Linked DNA regions of Homo sapiens: region 2 is linked to region 1. A link is an interaction called in ENCODE POLR2A ChIA-PET data of the cell type or tissue named here. Cell type or tissue: K562. All regions are shown on one strand. Region 1 has its middle 50 kb from the start of NBPF3. Region 2 overlaps ALPL (alkaline phosphatase, biomineralization associated).

Region 1 (4,000 bases):
TGAGGAGCCCCTCAGCCTGGCCAGCCACCCCGTCCGGGAGGGAGATGGGGGGGTCAGCCCCCCCACCCGGCCAGCCACCCCGTCCGGGAGGGAGGTGGGGGGGTCAGCCCCCCGCCTGGCCAGCCGCCCCATCCGGGAGGGAGGTGGGGGGGTCAGCCCCCCGCCCGGCCAGCCGCCCTGTCCGGGAGGGAGGTGGGGGGGTCAGCCCTCTGCCCGGCCAGCCGCCCCGTCTGGGAGGTGAGGGGCGCCTCTGCCCGGCTGCCCCTACTGGGAAGTGAGGAGCCCCTCTGCGCGGCCAGCCGCCCGGTCCGGGAGGGAGGTGGGGGGGTCAGCCCCCTGCCCGGCCAGCCGCCCCGTCCGGGAGGTGAGGGGCGCCTCTGCCTGGCCACCCCTACTGGGAAGTGGGGAGCCCCTCTGCCCGGCCAGCCGCCCCGTCCGGGAGGGAGGTGGGGGGGTCAGCCCCCTGCCCGGCCAGCCGCCCCGTCCGGGAGGTGAGGGGCGCCTCTGCCCGGCCGCCCCTACTGGGAAGTGAGGAGCCCCTCTGCCCGGCCACCACCCCGTCCGGCCAGCCGCCCCGTCCGGGAGGTGAGGGGCGCCTCTGCCTGGCCACCCCTACTGGGAAGTGGGGAGCCCCTCTGCCCGGCCAGCCGCCCCGTCCGGGAGGGAGGTGGGGGGGTCAGCCCCCTGCCCGGCCAGCCGCCCCGTCCGGGAGGTGAGGGGCGCCTCTGCCTGGCCACCCCTACTGGGAAGTGGGGAGCCCCTCTGCCCGGCCAGCCGCCCCGTCCGGGAGGGAGGTGGGGGGGTCAGCCCCCTGCCCGGCCAGCCGCCCCGTCCGGGAGGTGAGGGGCGCCTCTGCCCGGCCACCCCTACTGGGAAGTGAGGAGCCCCTCTGCCCGGCCAGCCGCCCCGTCCGGCCAGCCGCCCCGTCCGGGAGGTGAGGGGCGCCTCTGCCCGGCCGCCCCTACTGGGAAGTGAGGAGCCCCTCTGCCCGGCTAGCCGCCCCGTCCGGGAGGGAGGTGGGGGGGTCAGCCCCCTGCCCGGCCAGCCGCCCCGTCCGGGAGGTGAGGGGCGCCTCTGCCCGGCCGCCCCTACTGGGAAGTGAGGAGCCCCTCTGCCCGGCCACCACCCCGTCTGGGAGGTGTGCCCAACAGCTCATTGAGAGCGGGCCAGGATGACAATGGCGGCTTTGTGGAATAGAAAGGCGGGAAAGGTGGGGAAAAGATTGAGAAATCGGATGGTTGCCGTGTCTGTGTAGAAAGAAGTAGACATGGGAGACTTTTCATTTTGTTCTGCACTAAGAAAAATTCTTCTGCCTTGGGATCCTGTTGATCTGTGACCTTACCCCCAACCCTGTGCTCTCTGAAACATGTGCTGTGTCCACTCAGGGTTAAATGGATTAAGGGCGGTGCAAGATGTGCTTTGTTAAACAGATGCTTGAAGGCAGCATGCTCGTTAAGAGTCATCACCAATCCCTAATCTCAAGTAATCAGGGACACAAACACTTCGGAGGGCCGCAGGGTCCTCTGCCTAGGAAAACCGGAGACCTTTGTTCACTTGTTTATCTGCTGACCTTCCCTCCACTATTGTCCCATGACCCTGCCAAATCCCCCTCTGTGAGAAACACCCAAGAATTATCAATAAAAAAATAAATTAAAGAAAAAAAAAAAAAGTGAAAAAGCTTACAAAAAAAAAAAAAAAAAAAAAGAAAGTGACCTCTGGTCATCCTCACTGTTCGTTATACGCTAATTATAATGCATTAGCATGCTAAAGGACACTCCCACCAGCGTCATGACAGTTTACAAATGCCATGGCAACGTCTAGAAATTACTCTCTATGGTCTAAAAAGGGGAGAAACCCTCAGTTCCCGGAACTGCCCAACCTTTTCGTGGGAAACTCATGAATCATCCACCCTTCATTTAGCATATTATCAAGAAATTACTATAAGTATAATCAGTTGACTAGCCCATGCTGCTGCTATCTATGGAGTAGCCATTCTTTATTCCTTTACTTTCTTAATAAACTTGCTTTCTCTTTACTCTATGAACTTGTCCCAAATTATTTATTTATTTTTGAGAGACAGAGTCTTGCTCTGTCGCCGAGGCTGGAGTACAGTGGTGCGATCTTGGCTCACTGCAACCTCTGCCTCCCGTGTTCAAGCGATTCTCCTGCCTCAGCTTCCCAAGTAGCTAGGACTACAGGTGCGTGCCACCACGTCTAGCTAATTTTTGTATTTTTTAGTAGAGACGGGGTCTCACTATATGTTGACCAGGCTGGTCTCGAACTCCTGACCTCAAGTGATCTGCCTGCCTCAGCCTCCCAAAGTGCTGGGATTACAGGCGTGAGCCACTGCGCCTGGCCCTGAATTCTTTCTTGGGCGAGGTCCAAGAATCCTCCTTTGGGGTCTAGATCCGGACACCCTTCCGGTAACATCTTCTTGGCTACCACAAAGGGACTATACCGAGGAGACCCCCAACTCAAAGGAAAGAGACTGCAGCACCGATTATCCGACTTTGGGTAAGTGGTGGGGTACATTTTACCCAGGTAAAGGATGGAATTGAGTGAGAGGCCCAACTTAGGAGAGTTAGTTTCTCCTGAGACAGACAAGGTTAAAGGCCCCTCTTAATAAAAGGCAAGGATGCTTGACCGAACTTGGGTTCAAGGCCCAACTTAGGAAGGTAAGAGTCCTTCCTAATATTTAGAGGGTTAGAGGACCTTCCCTCAGTAAAGTCCCTTTTGGTTAAAAAATGGGTTTGGGCTGGGCGTGGTGGCTCACGCCTGTAATCCTAGCTCTTAGGGAGGGAGAGGCAGGAAGATAGCTTGAGCCCAGGAGTTCAAGACCTGCCTGGACAATATATTGAGACCCTGTTCTCCACAAAAAGAAAAAAAAAAAAAAAAAAGAGGATTTGGCATTATGGGATGTTAACCCATCTTTGAATTAATCTGCCTTGCACTGCTTGCTGATGGCTATGGGTGACAGGATTAGACAAGTACAGGACCATAGGACATGGGAGCTTTTTCCTCCCCCAAAAGAGGGAAACTTGAGAGCTGATGGGTCTGCTGGAAAAGATCCCTTTGTGACTGACAAGCAGCTGCCTGAACTTTTGAGTCAGTGTCGCTGCAATGGGTGGGTCTTTCTCCCACCCCCTGAGCTCCTTGCCTTCCCCACCTCATCGCAGGCAATGCTTTTCTCTCTCTCGTTCTCTCCTTTCCCTTTCCTATCTTTTCTGTTACTCAGGGCGACCATCTTGCCCAGAGACCAAATGTTGAAACTGCTGGTCGGAGATCATTCCACCCCACTTTGAATAAAGATGACAGGGCTCAAACAGGGGCAAGTTTGAGCCTTACCAGTTCGATATTGGGTGCTAAGCAGAGTGGTTAATATCTATGTTTTGTCACACGTATTTTGCTCTGGCCGGATGGAAAATGTTAATTTGGTTATCCCATGCAATCCCTTGAACGGCATCTTACAAAATTGAGAGACTTTTGCCTGTGGTTCCATGAAAAGGAAAAAGATGATTTTCTTTGGTGTTGCAGCTTGGTCCCCAGGGCTATGATGTGGCAAGCAGGGTCACTAAGGTCACTCAGGGAAAGGGAACCCAGAAACCTGGCATGCAGGCAAAAGGGTAAGAATTTCTTACTGGTCAGGCTTGTGGGCTCTCTGTGCAAACTGGTTGTAGGAATTGTAAAAATCACTGTCTCCTCTGCAAAGTTCTTTTTTTTTTTTTTTTTTTTTTTTTTTTGAGACAGCGTCTCCCTCTATTGCCCAGGCTGGAGTGCACTCTGCTTCCCAGGTTCATGCCATTCTCCTGCCTCAGCCTCCCGAGTAGCTGGGACTACAGGCGCCCGTCATCTCACCCGGCTAATTTTTTGTATTTTTAGTAGAGAGTGGGTATCACCGTATTAGCCAGGATGGTCTTGATCTCCTGACCTCGTGATCCTCCCGCTCGGCCTCCCAAAGTGCTGGGATTACAGGCGTGAGCCACCCTGCCTGGCCGCAAAG
Region 2 (4,000 bases), 130 kb after region 1:
GTATTGAATGTGAAAAACAGAATGGCTGGTTGGGTACTCGAGGTGTGGTTTCCACTGAACACTGTAGCTTTTGCATCATCGTAAAGAAAAAAATCTTAAGTGTAAGTTGGGGACAGTCTGTAATGAACATTTAAGGGCTTACTCTGTGTCAGAAACTGAGCTAATCACTTTGAATGACCTTATTGTATTGAGCTCATAATTCTTTCCATTTTGCAAACAAGGAAACGGAAGCTCAGAGAGATTGAGTAATGTTCTCAAAGTTTGGAAAGTGCAGGTGAGACTCAAATCCAGGGTTGCCCAATCAGATTGGCATCTGGATTCAAATTTGCATGTTTGGAGAAGAGCTCTCAGGGCACCTTGTGGTACACATTTGTTTTTCAGTGAGTGTTTGCAAATGACATGGGGGTGGGAGGCCCCAGGGGGAGGAGACAGAACATAGACACACCTGGTGGGGCACCAGCGTCTGTTCTCCCAGACAGTGTTTCTTAGCCTGTTCACCCCCTCATAGGAAATGACAAGCCTAGAAGGAAGCATCCTGAGAAACCCAGAGGGGCCTGGGTTTGAATCCCAGCCCTGCCATTTCAAGCTGTGTGACCTTCGCCAAGTCCCTTTCCCTCTCTTAGCTTCTGGCTACCCTCCCTACCACGCATGGTTTATTTGAATGAGGCAAGGCCTTAGGATTTTTCGATTTGTGGATGGCGAATAGCCAGCATGTCTCCTTCCTCTCTCCTGCCCTGCACCCACATCAGACATCACTAGTCAACCACTGCTTGCTTTCCTTCCCAGATTCCTTCTAAGTACAGTGCTCCAGACAGCCATTAGCAACTAATATAGAGTTGGCACACAAGATAAAAGGACATCCCAGAACCAGATTAGATTTGGTCATTGTGTGGGTGGGGGTAGGGAAGGGATAGGCCCAGGTGGCACCCAGTTCAGTGTCACGGTGCTCCTTGGTCTTCTTTTCCTTGTCTTTGGAGGAACTAAGCTAGACTGTACCAGGGCCCACCCCAGGTGTGGGGTAGGAACCTTTTATGAGGCACAGAGCTGTGCCCGTGTTCAGTCCCAAGGGAGAGGCAGGTTTCTGGGCCTCATCACTGTCTAGGCTTAAAGTAAGAGTGACGAGAAAGAGGCTGGTTTCAGGTCCTCCTGGAAAGAGTTAGGCCTGCCCCTCTCCACCCTTTGTAATAACATCCATAGTAGTAATAAGAGTTCTCGACACTGACGGACCACTTGTTACGCACCAAGCCACTCTGCGAAATGCTTTGTATACATTTACACATTTAATCCTTATACCAGCCCATTTTTCAGGTGAGGAGAATGACTCAGAGTAATTAGCCTGGGTTTGCCCAGCTGGTAAGTGTCGGAGCTACGATTTGAATTCATATCTGTCAAACCCCGAATAAATAACTCTTATTACTACGATGGATATTATTACAAAGGATGGGGAGGGGCCAGCCTAACTCTTTCCAGGAGGACCTGAAACTGAGCTCTTTCTTTTTTTTATGGTATTCAGAACATCACTTTATAAACTGTTGTCAGATTACCATTTAAACATTAATACCCAAATACAGAATTTAGACAATTACTTTAAATTGTAACTGTACCATCCCCAAGCTCTCAGCTATGAATTTGGTTTGGGGAGAGGGCTCCGTAATAGGCCACTGAAGTCCCCCGTCCCACCCCTTTTTTCTCCCCTGAAAACTAGCTGCCTGACTGCTCTGCCAGACTTGGGCTAGAACTTGGCTTCACTGTGACAGTGGGACCACCTGGGCCCTACAGTGTGGCAAAACCGACCCGCCCACAAACTCCATCCCAGGTGTTGAGATGCTAACACACTGAAGCTGAAAGACCCCACTTGGTTTTGCCACAGATCAAGTTGCATCTGACTAGAGAGCCTGTCCTCTACCCTATTTCCTGCACAAGTCTTTTTCTTTGTAATGCAACAAGCGCTACTCAGCTCAGATCCAGTGGGACACAGGGAAAGGGGCTGTAGTGTAGCCCAGCCTTGCTGAGGGAGACCCCTGCCTCGCCAAAGCACTTCGCTCACAAAGGCTGAAACTGGCCTCTTTCTCGTCACTCTTACTTTAAGCCTAGGCAGTGATGAGGCCCAGAAACCTGCCTCTCCCTTGGGACTGAACATGGGCACAGCTCTGTGCCTCATAAAAGGTTCCTACCCCACACCTGGGGTGGGCCCTGGTACAGTCTAGCTTAGTTCCTCCTGCTTTCCTCCACCGCAGGCTCAGTGCGGGGCCCGCGGCCTCTGCGTCTTTCTCTCAGCTTACCATGATCATTTCTCATTGATGAGTGCGATACGTCTTTGCCCGTGGAAAGTGCTTTACCATCGGCAGAGCCTTCCACGTTTACACATGCGCAGCACAGCAAAGGGCATCTCTTTTTAAAAGGGAGAAAACTGAAGCTCAGAGGCTGGGCACAAGGGCTCACGCATGTAATCCCAGCACTTTGGGAGGCCAAGGCGGGCAGATCACTTAAGGTCAGGAGTTCAAGAACAGCCTGGCCAACATGGTGAAACCCTATCTGTACTAAGAATACAAAAACTAGCTGGGCGTGGTGGTGTATGCCTGTAATTCCAGCTATGTGGGAGGCTGAGGCATGAGAATCACTTGAATCCGGGAGGCGGAGGTTGCAGTGAGCAGAGATCGTGCCACTGCACTCCAACCTGAGTGACAGAGTGAGACTGCATTTCAAGAAAACAAAAAGAAGATTGAGGCTCAGGGAGGGAGGGTGGTGGGCCCCGGACCACACAGCGAATAAACGGTAAACCCTGCACCAAGGAATTAGGTACCCCACCTGTTCCCTAGGCCTTCTGGAACAAATTGCCTAGGGGAACCTGAGGTCAGTGCTGGGAACGCAGGAGTGGTGGCTCAGCAGAGGCAGGGGTTGTGCTGCCCCCCGCATCCCACCCAGATACACCCTATCCTGTTTTAATCAGCCATTGACCTTGGACAAGTCACTTTAACACTGCCAACCTCAGTTTCCAGGCACTTATTCTATTTTTCAGGTTTTTTTTGTTGTTGTTGTTTGTTTGTTTTTTGAGACAAGGTCTTGCCCTGTCACCCAGGCTGGAGTTCAGGCACGATCATAGTTGACTGCGGCCTTGACTTCCTGGGCTCAAGTGATCTCCTGCCTCAGCCTCCCGAGTAGCTGGAACTGCAGGCTTGTGCCACCATGCCCAGCTAATTTTTTTTATTTTTTATTTTGTGAGATGAGGTCTTGCTTATGTTGATGAGGCTGGTCTTGAACTCCTGGGCTCAGGCAATCCTCCCACCTCAGCTTCCCAAAATGTTGGGATTAACAGGCGGTGAGCCACCAGGCCTGGCATATTTTTCAGTTTTTAAAGCCATTTCTTTTTTCTCTTTTTTTTTTTTTTTTTTTGAGACGGAGTCTCGCCCTGTCGCCCAGGATGGAGTGCAGTGGCTTGATCTTGGCTCACTGCAGCCTCCCAGGTTCAAGTGATTCTCCTGCCTCAGCCTCTGGAGTAGCTGGGACTACAGGGGTGTGCCACCACGCCCGGCTAATTTTTTGTACTTATAGTAGACACGGGGTTTCACCGTGTTAGCCAGGATGTTCTCGATCTCCTGACCTTGTGATCCGCCCACCTTAGCCTTCCAAAGTGCTGGGAGCCACGGTGCCCGGCCGAAAGCCATTTCTTATTCATGAACTCACCGAACCATCAAAGCAACCCAATAAAGTATTCACATCATTTTGCAAAGTGGGAGACTGAGGCTTGGGGAGGCAAGCAACTTGCCTGAGGTAAAATTGATGGTAAAACCAGGCCTCAAACTCAGGTCAGGATCCCAGGCTGAAGGTCTTTCCCCAGCTGTGTCTCCAGTCTCTCTCATCGTTGCCTTTGTACCTGCCATCCCCTCCCCTGCAGCAACCTCTCCCTGTTTGTGTTGCCAGTTGGCATCATGGCTGTTTTTCTAGAGCTTGCTTTGGATATCTTGAACCCTTTGTAATCTGATCATCCACATAGCATCTG

What was found. ChIA-PET counts read pairs that join two places held together with the same protein. Peaks named below come from ENCODE experiments on the same cell type or tissue, not always from the same donor. Only the 100,000 strongest peaks of a DNase experiment are listed, where the experiment ranks them.
Region 2: POLR2A ChIA-PET joins it to region 1 with 5 read pairs; 3 of 35 experiments call an interaction of 5 or more read pairs at or near these places.

What each region holds. Positions count from the first base shown.
Region 1 is chr1:21,388,113-21,392,112 of GRCh38, forward strand. No RefSeq gene overlaps it. Among named protein-coding and RNA genes, the nearest start is that of NBPF3, 50 kb to the right of the region's middle. In K562, no CTCF peak of the experiment used is centred here; a DNase peak (open chromatin) is centred at 1,879.
Region 2 is chr1:21,517,093-21,521,092 of GRCh38, forward strand. The region is part of intron 1 of ALPL (alkaline phosphatase, biomineralization associated); the gene reads left to right. Among named protein-coding and RNA genes, the nearest start is that of ALPL, 9.7 kb to the left of the region's middle. In K562, no CTCF peak of the experiment used is centred here; no DNase peak of the experiment used is centred here; H3K27me3 peaks cover 3,098 bases.